2 separate regions of the Homo sapiens genome follow, and region 2 is linked to region 1. The links are chromatin contacts, found by POLR2A ChIA-PET in ENCODE. All regions are on one chromosome and are shown on one strand. Each heading gives the region's core, a stretch centred on a gene start or an enhancer-like site at or near the end of the contact. The rest is flanking DNA. Distances are from core to core; before and after follow the strand shown.

Evidence for each region. ChIA-PET counts read pairs that join two places held with the same protein, here RNA polymerase II (POLR2A).
Region 2: POLR2A ChIA-PET joins it to region 1 with 10 read pairs in activated CD4-positive, alpha-beta T cell. The contact joins the enhancer-like site here to the promoter of SMO in region 1. POLR2A ChIA-PET finds 5 or more read pairs at or near these places in 2 of 52 experiments (HEK293 and activated CD4-positive, alpha-beta T cell).

The regions. Positions count from the first base shown.
Region 1 is chr7:129,186,336-129,191,123 of GRCh38, reverse strand. It overlaps SMO (smoothened, frizzled class receptor), which reads right to left and starts at 2,491. Exons shown (of 12, transcript NM_005631.5): 1 at 1,642-2,491. The coding sequence starts at 1,972. RefSeq lists silencers at 1,795-2,054, 2,285-2,554 and an enhancer at 3,184-3,273.
Region 2 is chr7:129,572,893-129,577,680 of GRCh38, reverse strand. No RefSeq gene overlaps it. Among named protein-coding and RNA genes, the nearest start is that of NRF1, 36 kb to the left of the region's middle. Within about 2 kb of position 2,945, at least 2 of the 41 ENCODE cell types and tissues checked have a DNase peak (open chromatin) inside an H3K27ac peak, as active enhancers do.

The DNA of each region.
Region 1 (4,788 bases), core at 1,242-3,741:
AGCATGAGCAACTCAGAACTGGGTGAGATTCTAGTGCTGAGAGATTTGGACTTTCCACACAGCTGGCTCCTAAACTCAAGTCTCATTTTGGGTGGTGCTCAAAGCAATCTTGCTTAATCTCACTTTGGTGTTCTTTTTATTATTATTATTATTATTTCAGTCTTTTGCATGAATGTAACTTTAAAATTACAATTATTTTATCTTCTATGTATACCCATTCTTATATATGAGTATACATGTAACACATGTATGCAAACATCGTAAAAGAAGTGTATATGCAAAACCACATCCACCTTACACTATGGTAATCTGCAGAGTTTTCAAAGCCACTGTTGTTTACACATGATTTCTGTCTAATGTGCTGTGCTGACTTTAGAACCTGATCCCCAAAAAGGATGCAGCTCTTCCTCATGGGTACCATGGATACCATCCTCCAAGTTCCTCCTCCAGCATCTGCACCAAGCCAGGAACCTTATGGCCTTGTCCAACATCTGACAAAGGCCGAGAACTTGTCAATGACAGGCGGCCTACATACACTCCCTACATTAGGGTCCTCACCAGCCCCCTGGGCAGAGCTAAGAGATGGGGTACCCCAGCCCTGTCAAAAGAGGGAGGCTCCCAGTTCTGCTCCTGGCTCCTGGTTTTCTTTTCTTTTTCCCAGGACAGTTTTAGAATCATACTGGCTAGAAGCGAGGGCTGATAAGGCCAGCTCCCTTCCTCAGCACCCTCCAAGCCTCATCTAGAAAAGTGACAGGTGGGGGAGAGTATACTCCACACTGCTAAGGAAGGACATTTGGGTTCAGTGTGCAGTTTTTCAGACTCTGCCACTCCAGTGAGGGGGCTTTGGGACTTCAAACCACCATGGAAGTGTCCACAGGCTCTCAACACTCCAGACTTAAGCGTCCTTCCACAGCCCTGACCAGCCTCGGTAACCAAATTTCCAAAGAAAACACAAATAACTGTTAGAAAGGTCTTATTCCTTCATAACCTCCTGCATGCGTCAGAGGGCCGGTTTTTCAGATGCACAAACTGAATGAAATCTCCCGTGAAAGCCAGACAAGATCACAGTTCTCTAGGCTTCATTCCTGTCTCCCAAATCAAGATTTCCAGAACTTTCTGGTTACCTTTTAATAATTCATCACTAGGGAGGTTTCTTTTCCTTCAAAACTTCACTCGATCATGTCCCCCTACCCTTCCCTCCAAATGTCTAAACCTCTTCCTCCGTCATCCCTCCCCTTTTCCTCTCCAACTCCAATTTCCCCAGGGTCTTCAACACCTCCTTGAATCCCCCGGCACCCTGCTTCCAGAATAGGTGGAGCATCTCCTCTTCTTACAAAATGTCTTTTCCCGTGGCTTAGAGCCACCTCCTCACGGGCCCCTCATCCCCGCCATCCTTTGCTCACCCACCAGCTCAGGCCCTTTGTGACCCGCTTCGTCAACTTCCTTGCCCTCCTTTTCCCATGACCGAGGGTCCCATCCTGCACGTAACCTGCCCCCAAAGTTTCGGGATCTGTCCCTCCAACTCTCCCGGGTGCTGTCCCCGCCCTCTCCAAAACTCAGGCCTGAGCCTGTTCTTTCCAAGGGTGCCCCCATCTTACCGCGGCACCTCCCGCCCCCCAGACCCGGCTCCGCCGCACTTACCCGACCAGAGCACGAGCTTGCCGTGCGCTTCCTCCTGGGAGTCCGAGTCTCCGGCCAGCAGTGTGGAGGTGGCCCCGTAGGGCAGCACCGAGCCCAGGCACACGTTGTAGCGCAGCGGCTCGCAGGGGGCAGCCCGGCCGCAGTGGCTCAGCGGCGGCGGAGGGCCAGTCACCGCCGCGCTCCTCCTCGCGCTCCCGCCCGCGCTCCGAGGCCCAGGCCCGGTCGCGTTCCCGCTCGAGGCCGCCCCCCGGCCCGGGTCCCCCAGCAGCAGCAGCAGCAGCAGCCCCAGGAGCGGGAGCTCCGGCCCCCGCGCTGGGCGGGCAGCGGCCATGGCCAACCCCGCCAACTCAGCAAAAGCCCCGGCGCCCCCGCCTGCTCCTCGGAGCCCCCCGGCCACACGCACGACCTCGGCGGCCGCGGAGGCGGCTCAGGCGACCTGTGCGCCCAGAGAATCCGGGCCCGGGCCCCCCCGGACGCTCCGCGCGCCCCGGCCCCTCGGCGCCCAACTTCGCAAACTTTGGAACCCGGGGCCCATGTTGGGCTGCGGAGGCCCGGAACGGGATGCACGACTCCCCAAGCCCTAGCCTCGCAATCCAAGTTGTCTTCAGCCCTAGGAGACCCCTGGGCCCCCAATCCCCAGCCCCATTCCCTCTCCCACCATTAAAGCCACCTCCCCGCCCCGCGAGGGAGGCCAGACGCGGGCCGGGGGTGCGAGTGCAGCTCCGGCTCCGCCCCCGCGCCAGCCCGCGGCCCAGCAGCCACCTTCGCCCCAGCGCGCCGCAGCCCCCCGAACTCTCCCCGCCGGCGACCCGGCTCCTTTGTTGCTCTAGCTCGCTGGGCTCTCTGGAATGCACGGGCCTCGCGGAGCCAAGCCCGGCCCCCCTGCGCCGAGGCTGGGGGAGGGACTGGACGAAGGAGCGGAGAGGTGGGGAGGGGAGGCGAGAGAGGAAGAGCGCGAGCGTCAGCGTCCCTGGCGCCTGGAGGGGCCCGGGCTAGGGGGATCTGGTGACCCCGCCTGCCGCCGCCCCGCGCCCGGGGGAAAGAGATGAGTGGAAATCGTGGGCCGGACCTGCAAGGAGAGACTCGGCGGGCACCTTGCTTGGTCTGAGGTCGTCTGCAGGAAGCGGACTTTTCTCCTGGCTCAGGATGGGAAAGACAGGGGATGCCTGAAGTCAACGGGGACTTCTGTTCCATCTCTGCCCCGTTCTCCAGGCCCGCCAGTTTTTCCTGCTTTGGTTAGATTTTCCAACGTATCCCGGGGCCCCATGGAGAAGAACCTGGGTTTGGGGTTTGCGCTTCTCCAAATCCTTCCAGCTCGGGACCTTTGAGAGAGACGACCTCAGAGTCACTCACGGCAGCTGCTCTGGCTGCTGTTACCTGCGGGAACAGGTGTCTGGGAAATAAACTTGCCAACATCAAGCCTTTACTGCTACAAATATGTGAAGTCTGAACTGTGGTTCCCAGGGACTGGCCTTGGTTATGTGAGAAGGAAACCAGTCCTTCTTTGATGGCCCTGCTGCTCATCTGCTCTGGGAGGTTTCTGCTGCTCCTCTTCCCCACTCTGCTCATTTTGCCTTTCCTCACTCCTTTGAGCATCACACTTTTGGTCACCACACTTAATTTCCCACTTCAGCAGTTTACACCTGCACAACCAAGTATAACCCAGCATAACCACAAGGCTCCAAACAGGAGAGTAGACTTGCACTGAGCAACTTTTTCCTTGTTGCTGATCGGGCTGCACACCAGGGTGGGTTTTCCTTTCTTACCCCTGGAAGACTTGCTCATGGCCTAGCGGTAGTGGACTAGTTCTGTTACTTTGGACAGTTTAAGTGCATATTAGTTATTGCACTTCAACTATATCAATTGGAGAGAGAGAGAGAATTTAATTCAATTTAGCAAGTCTTTCTGAAATTCCAGCATGTACATAGCACAGAGACATCCTGGAGGAACCTGTAGACTTCCATTTTCCTGTGGATACATGGCTTGCTCTCAGGAAACATAGCATGACAGAACAGCAACGTTCCCTCCTTCAGGTCAGGGACCTTATCTCATTCTCTTAGTGTTCACAAAACATCTAGTTCACTTGAGCATACATAGTAATCACTTGATAAATAAGCTGCCAAAATGAGATGTACCGTGAGTATGCTATAGGAATAGGGGACAGAGGTCAGTGTGGATAGAAGTGGAGGAGGTGGGTTTTGAATCCAGGACTAAAGTGTGAGTAGGAGGAGTTAGAATAAGGACATAGATAAGTAGGGAAACTGATTGGTAAGAAGCCTCAAATAACACACAGAATTAAGGGTCAATTCTCTTGATAGTAAGGAAATCTCAAAGTTTTGACTAGGGGAATGATATTAATCTTTACTGGTTAATATTAGGTGATATGGTTTGGATCTGCATCCCCACCCAATCTCATGTTGAATTGTAATCCTCAGTGTTGGAGGTGAGGCCTGGTGGGAGGTAACTGGATCACGGAGGCAGTTTCTCATGAATGGTTTAGCACCATCCTCCTCGTGCTGCTCTCACGATAATGAGTGAGTTCTCACGAGGATTGTTTAAAGGGTTTGGCACCTCCCCGCTTCTTCCTCCTGCTCCTGCCATGTAAGATGTCTCGCTCCCCCTTTGCCTTCCACCATGATTAGAAGTTTCCTGAGGCTTCTCCAGGAGCAGAAGCTGCTATGATTCCTGTATAGCCTGCTGAACTGTGACCCAATTAAACTTCTTTTCTTTATAAATTACCCAGTCTGAGGTATTTTTTTTTTTTTTCAGACGGAGTCACGCTCTGTCGCCCAGGCTGGAGCACAGTGGTGTGATCTCAGAGCACAGCAGTGTGATCTCGGCTCACCTCAACCTCCACCTCCCAGGTTCAAATGATTATCCTGCCTCAGCCTCCTGAGTAGCTGGGATTACAGGCACATGCCACCACGCCAGGCTAATTTTTGTATTTTTAGTAGAGACGAGGTTTCACCATGTTGCCCCGGCTGGTCTCAAATTCCTGACCTCAAGTGATCCACCCACCTCAGCCTTCCAAAGTGCTGTGATTACAGGTGTGAGCCACTGCACCTGACCAGTCTCAGGTATTTCTTTATAGCAATGCGAGAACAGACTAATACATAAGGCAACATGAGGATGGCATGAAGTGCAAGA
Region 2 (4,788 bases), core at 1,696-4,195, 390 kb before region 1:
ACTTTGGGAGGCCGAGGTGGGTGGATCACGAGGTCAGGAGATCGAGACCATCTTGGCTAACACGGTGAAACCCCGTCTCTACTAAAAAATACAAAAAATTAGCCTGGTGTTGTGGCGGGCGCCTGTAATCCCAGCTACTCAGGAGGCTGAGGCAGGAGAATGGCGTGAACCCCGGAGGCGGAGCTTGCAGTGAGCCGAGAGAGCGCCACTGCAGTCCGGCCTGGGCGAAAGAGCGAGACTCCGTCTCAAAAAAAAAAAAAAAAAATAGAATTATAGGCCAGGCGTGCTGGCTCATGCCTGTAATCCCAGCACTTTGGGGGGCTGAGGCAGGTGGATCACCTGAGGTCAGGAGTTCAAGACCAGCCTGGGCAACATGGTGAAAACCCATCTCTACTAAAAATACAAAAATTAGTCAGGTGTGGTGGAGGGTACCTGTAGTCCCAGCTACTCAGAGGGCCTGAGGCAGGAGAATTGCTTGAACCTGGGAGGCGGACTTTGCAGTGAGCTGAGATTGTGCCACTGCACTCCAGCCTGGGTGGCAGAGCAAGACTCTGTCTCAAAAAAGAAAAAAAATAGAATTATAGAATTTTAGTATTGATAAGAGATTTCTTTTTTAAAAAATCCTATTATTATTATTATTATTATTTTGAGACAGAGTCTCTCTCTGTCACCCAGGCTGGAGTGCAGTGGCACGATCTCGGCTCACTGCAACCTCCACCTCCTGGGTTCAAGGGATTCTCCTGCCTCAGCCTCCCGAGTAGCTGGGACTACAGGCATGTGCCACCACGTCTGGCTAATTTTTTGTATTTATAGTAGAGATGGGGTTTCACCATGTTAGCCAGGATGGTCTCGATCTCCTGACCTCATGATCTGCCTGCCTCAGCCTCTCAAAGTGCTGGGATTACAGGCACAAGCCAAAATTTACCATCTTAACCATTTTGAAGTGTACAATTCAGTGGCAGCAAGTACATTCACACTGTTGTGCAACCATCACCATCATCCCTCACCAGAACTCTTTTTGTCTTGCAAAACGGAAACTCTGTACCCATTAAACACTAACTCTGCATTCTCTCCTTCCTCAAGCCCCTGGCAGTCACCATTCTACTTGCTGTTTCCATGAATTTGACTGCTCTAGGTACCCCATATAAGCGGTATCATACTGTATTTCTCCTTTTGCATTGGGCTTATTTCACTTAGCATCATGTCATCAAGTTTCATCCATGTTGTAGCATGCATCAGAATTTCCTTTCTTTTAAATTTTCCTTCCTTTTAGTGAATACTATTCAATTGTGTGTATATACCACATTTGTTTATCCATTCAGTGTTTTGAGAGTTCTTGCAGATCCTATTTCACTCCTTCATAATGTGCACTGTCAAGTACTTTCCTAGGAGGCCAAAGGCCTTATATGTTTCTTATTTATTGGGCAGAAGGACCAATTGGTGTGATTATCTTTTCTCAGGGACCACAAGCTGACCTCTGACACCTCCGGAGGCCAGAGGCCATGTCTTTGGTTGACTTGGTTTCTGGAAAGAAACACTTTCTTTCCAAGCCCTTTGGGATCTCAGCCCTGTTAGCTGGAAACATCCTTCTGGAGCTGGACTGGTCCATGGGGATCAGGAGCCTGCAGACATCTTGCTGGGCAGCTCCTGCCAAGGTGCTCGGGACGGTGTTTTTTCACATTCCCCACAAGGAGCTTCAGGTGTGCTGCCTTTTTTCACCCTGCCCTTCTTTTTGGGCTCCTGAGGCACAACCTTCTCTGTACCCACCCTCGGCTCCATCTTTTCAGATATTGCGTCACCCATGCACCTGGGGCCTTTGCTGAAGCTTTCACAGGGAAATCTGGGAACCTCAGCCTCGATTCTTCTACCTTCTTAAAAAAAACAAACGGCCAGGTGCGGTGGCTCATGCCTGTAATCTCAGCACTTTGGGAGGCTGAGGCAGATGGATCATCTGAAGTCAGGAGTTGGAGACCAGCCTGGCCAACATGGTGAAACCCTGTCTCTACTAAAAATACAAAATTTAGCTGGGCGTGGTGGAGGGTACCTGTAATCTCAGCTACTCGGGAGGCTGAGGGGCTGAGGTGGGAGAATTGCTGGAACCTGGAAGGCGGAGGTTGCAGTGAGCCGAGATCGCACCATTACACTCCAGCTCAGGTGACAACAGCAAGACTCCATCTCAAAAAAAAAAAAAAAAAAAAATAGTAAGAGAGCACCTTTATCAGGAAATACACACTGAACGTTTAGGGGTAAAGGAGCACCATTTCTCCCAGTTACAAACAGTTCAGAAAAAGATGCATCTGTATAAACATGTTCAGAGAGAGGATGACAAAATGAATGGGGTAAAATGTAGACAACTGGTGAATCTTGGTAAAAGGCTTATAGGAACTGCTTGTACTACAGTAACTTTTCTGTGTTTGAAGTTACATCAAAATTTAAAAATTACAAAAACAACAAAATTTCTCTTTTAGAAACAGTACTACTCCCCAAGAATTAAAAACAAAAGATTTTTTTTTAAACCTTTTTTTTTAAACATAATATTCCAAATTACAAAGCAGGTAATTTTCACATCTGTGCTCACCTTTGATGTTCCAGATATTTGTTGAGCCATTAAAAGATGGTGTCCCAGCCTTCAAGGCCTTGACGGTTTAGCAAAGAACACAAGAAGTATTGAGTGCCATCCACATCCATGCCAGGGCAGGGGATGATGTTCCAGTGGGAAGTGGTGGAGGGGGCCTGGAAAGTTCTTAAACTTCAGCTAGGTCTTGAAGAGTGAAAACATGGTGGAGGGGACCTGGAAAGTTCTTAAACTTCAGCTAGGTCTTAAAGGGTGAAAACATTAAGGAGGCAGATGCAAGGAGAGAGGACAGAAAGCAGGGCAATTCACTGGGGAGGGGAACAATGTCTGTTGAGGTGCCTATTATACACCAAACGCTGTGCCAGCAGCTGTCCTCTGTGGGGCTAGCAGCTGTCTTCTGACTTAGACCTTGGAAGTCAAATACGATGATCTCACTTTACCAGGAAGTCTTGGGTGTGGAGAGAAGCCAGTAACTTTCCCATTCAGGATGTGACTCTCCGAGTTCCAACCAGATGTGCTTAATTCCAAACCATGCTGCTCTGCTTCTATGCAGAGGAAATAGCCATTATTCTTGCCTCCATTTTGCAAATTGTTGTTGAGCTTCCTCAGTTTCCCCAAGGATCACTGTGTTGGAGACCATGAACAAGAATGGATATGAGAAAATGCAGTAAGCTCAAGGTGGATTGGCCCTCTCTAGGGACTCACCACTCCCTGCCAGGGTGGGAGTTAGGGCAGCCTACCAGAAGTCCACTTCTCTAGAATAAAATATACACGAGGTGCTTAGAACAACACCTGGCACATAAGAAGTGCTATATTCATGGTTACCCGTGTTATTATTATTATTATTATTAATTATTATTTTGAGACGAAGTCTCATGCCCAGGCTGGAGTGCAATGGCACAATCTTGGCTCACTACAAACTCCGCCTCCCAGGTTCAAGCAATTCTCCTGCCTCGGCCTCCTGAGTAGCTGGGATTACAGGCATGCACCACCTTGCCCAGCTAATTTTGTATTTTTAGTAGAGACGGAGTTTCTCCATGTTGGTCAGGCTAGTCTCGAACTCCCAGCCTCAGGTGATCCACCCACCTCGGCCTCCCAGAATGCTGGGATTACAGACATGAGCCACCACACCTGGCTAGTTGCCTGTGTTATTATCGGGAAACAATAGCAACTTCCCCATGGACCCAGCCACAGTGAAACATTTTCTAGATCAGAAACTGGCTCTCTGGCGAGGCCGAGGAAGGCAGATCACTTGAGGTCAGGAGTTTGAGACCAGCCTGGCCAACATGGTGAAACCCCATCTCTACTAGAAACACAAAAATTAGGCGGGCTTGGTGGTGCGTGCCTGTAGTCCCAGCTACTTGGGAGGCTGAGGCAGGAGAATTGTTTGAACTTGGGAGGCAGAGTTTGCAGTGAGGCAGAGTTTGCAGTGAGCTGAGATCGTGCCACTGCACTCCAGCCTGCGCAACAAAGTGAGACTCCATCTCAAAAAAAAAAGGAGGAACTGGCTCTCACCCTCAGCTCTGGCCTTTTAAGTGCTCTGTGTTCAGGAGTGGGTCCTTCTGGCTGAACCCTACTTGAAGAATTAATGGCTCCACAAGGAGGGCACTAAATCTTCTCCAGCTACACTGAAGATAAATGTACAGCTGACCTTGCAAATGTCTACTGCTGGAGAAAGGACCCTATGCGTGCCTGAGGTCCATAATAAGCGTAGGAAGTCTTACCCGGGTACAAGGTAGGGATCATTGTCTCTGCAGAATAGATTAGACTGAAAAAGCCTAAATAACCTATTCATTTCAGAGTAAGTGGTTGATCTGGGTTCTGAAACCAGTTATCCCTGGCTGACATTCATTCCACTAGACTGCACTGACCCCCTCTAATCCATGTCTTAATCCACTGTAAAAGCTTCACTCACAATAATGACAAGGACCCATGAAACCCACCTAGGTCTCTGCTGGCAGAATCTCAGGCAAAAGATAAGATTCCTTAGAATTACTTTAGAAGATTTTTTATGCTAATTTACAGCTATTCGCACCAATCAAGTGGATTTTCTTACTCTCTGAGAAAAATGGAGGATGATTAAATGCAATTTCCACTGCAGTACCAAGCAAGAGGGCCAGGAGAATAGCAGACCTGCATCTCTCCTGGAAATTTCTCCCTAAGTACAGCTACCACAGCCACCCAGGTTTTCCCAGGACAATCTCATTTTCAAA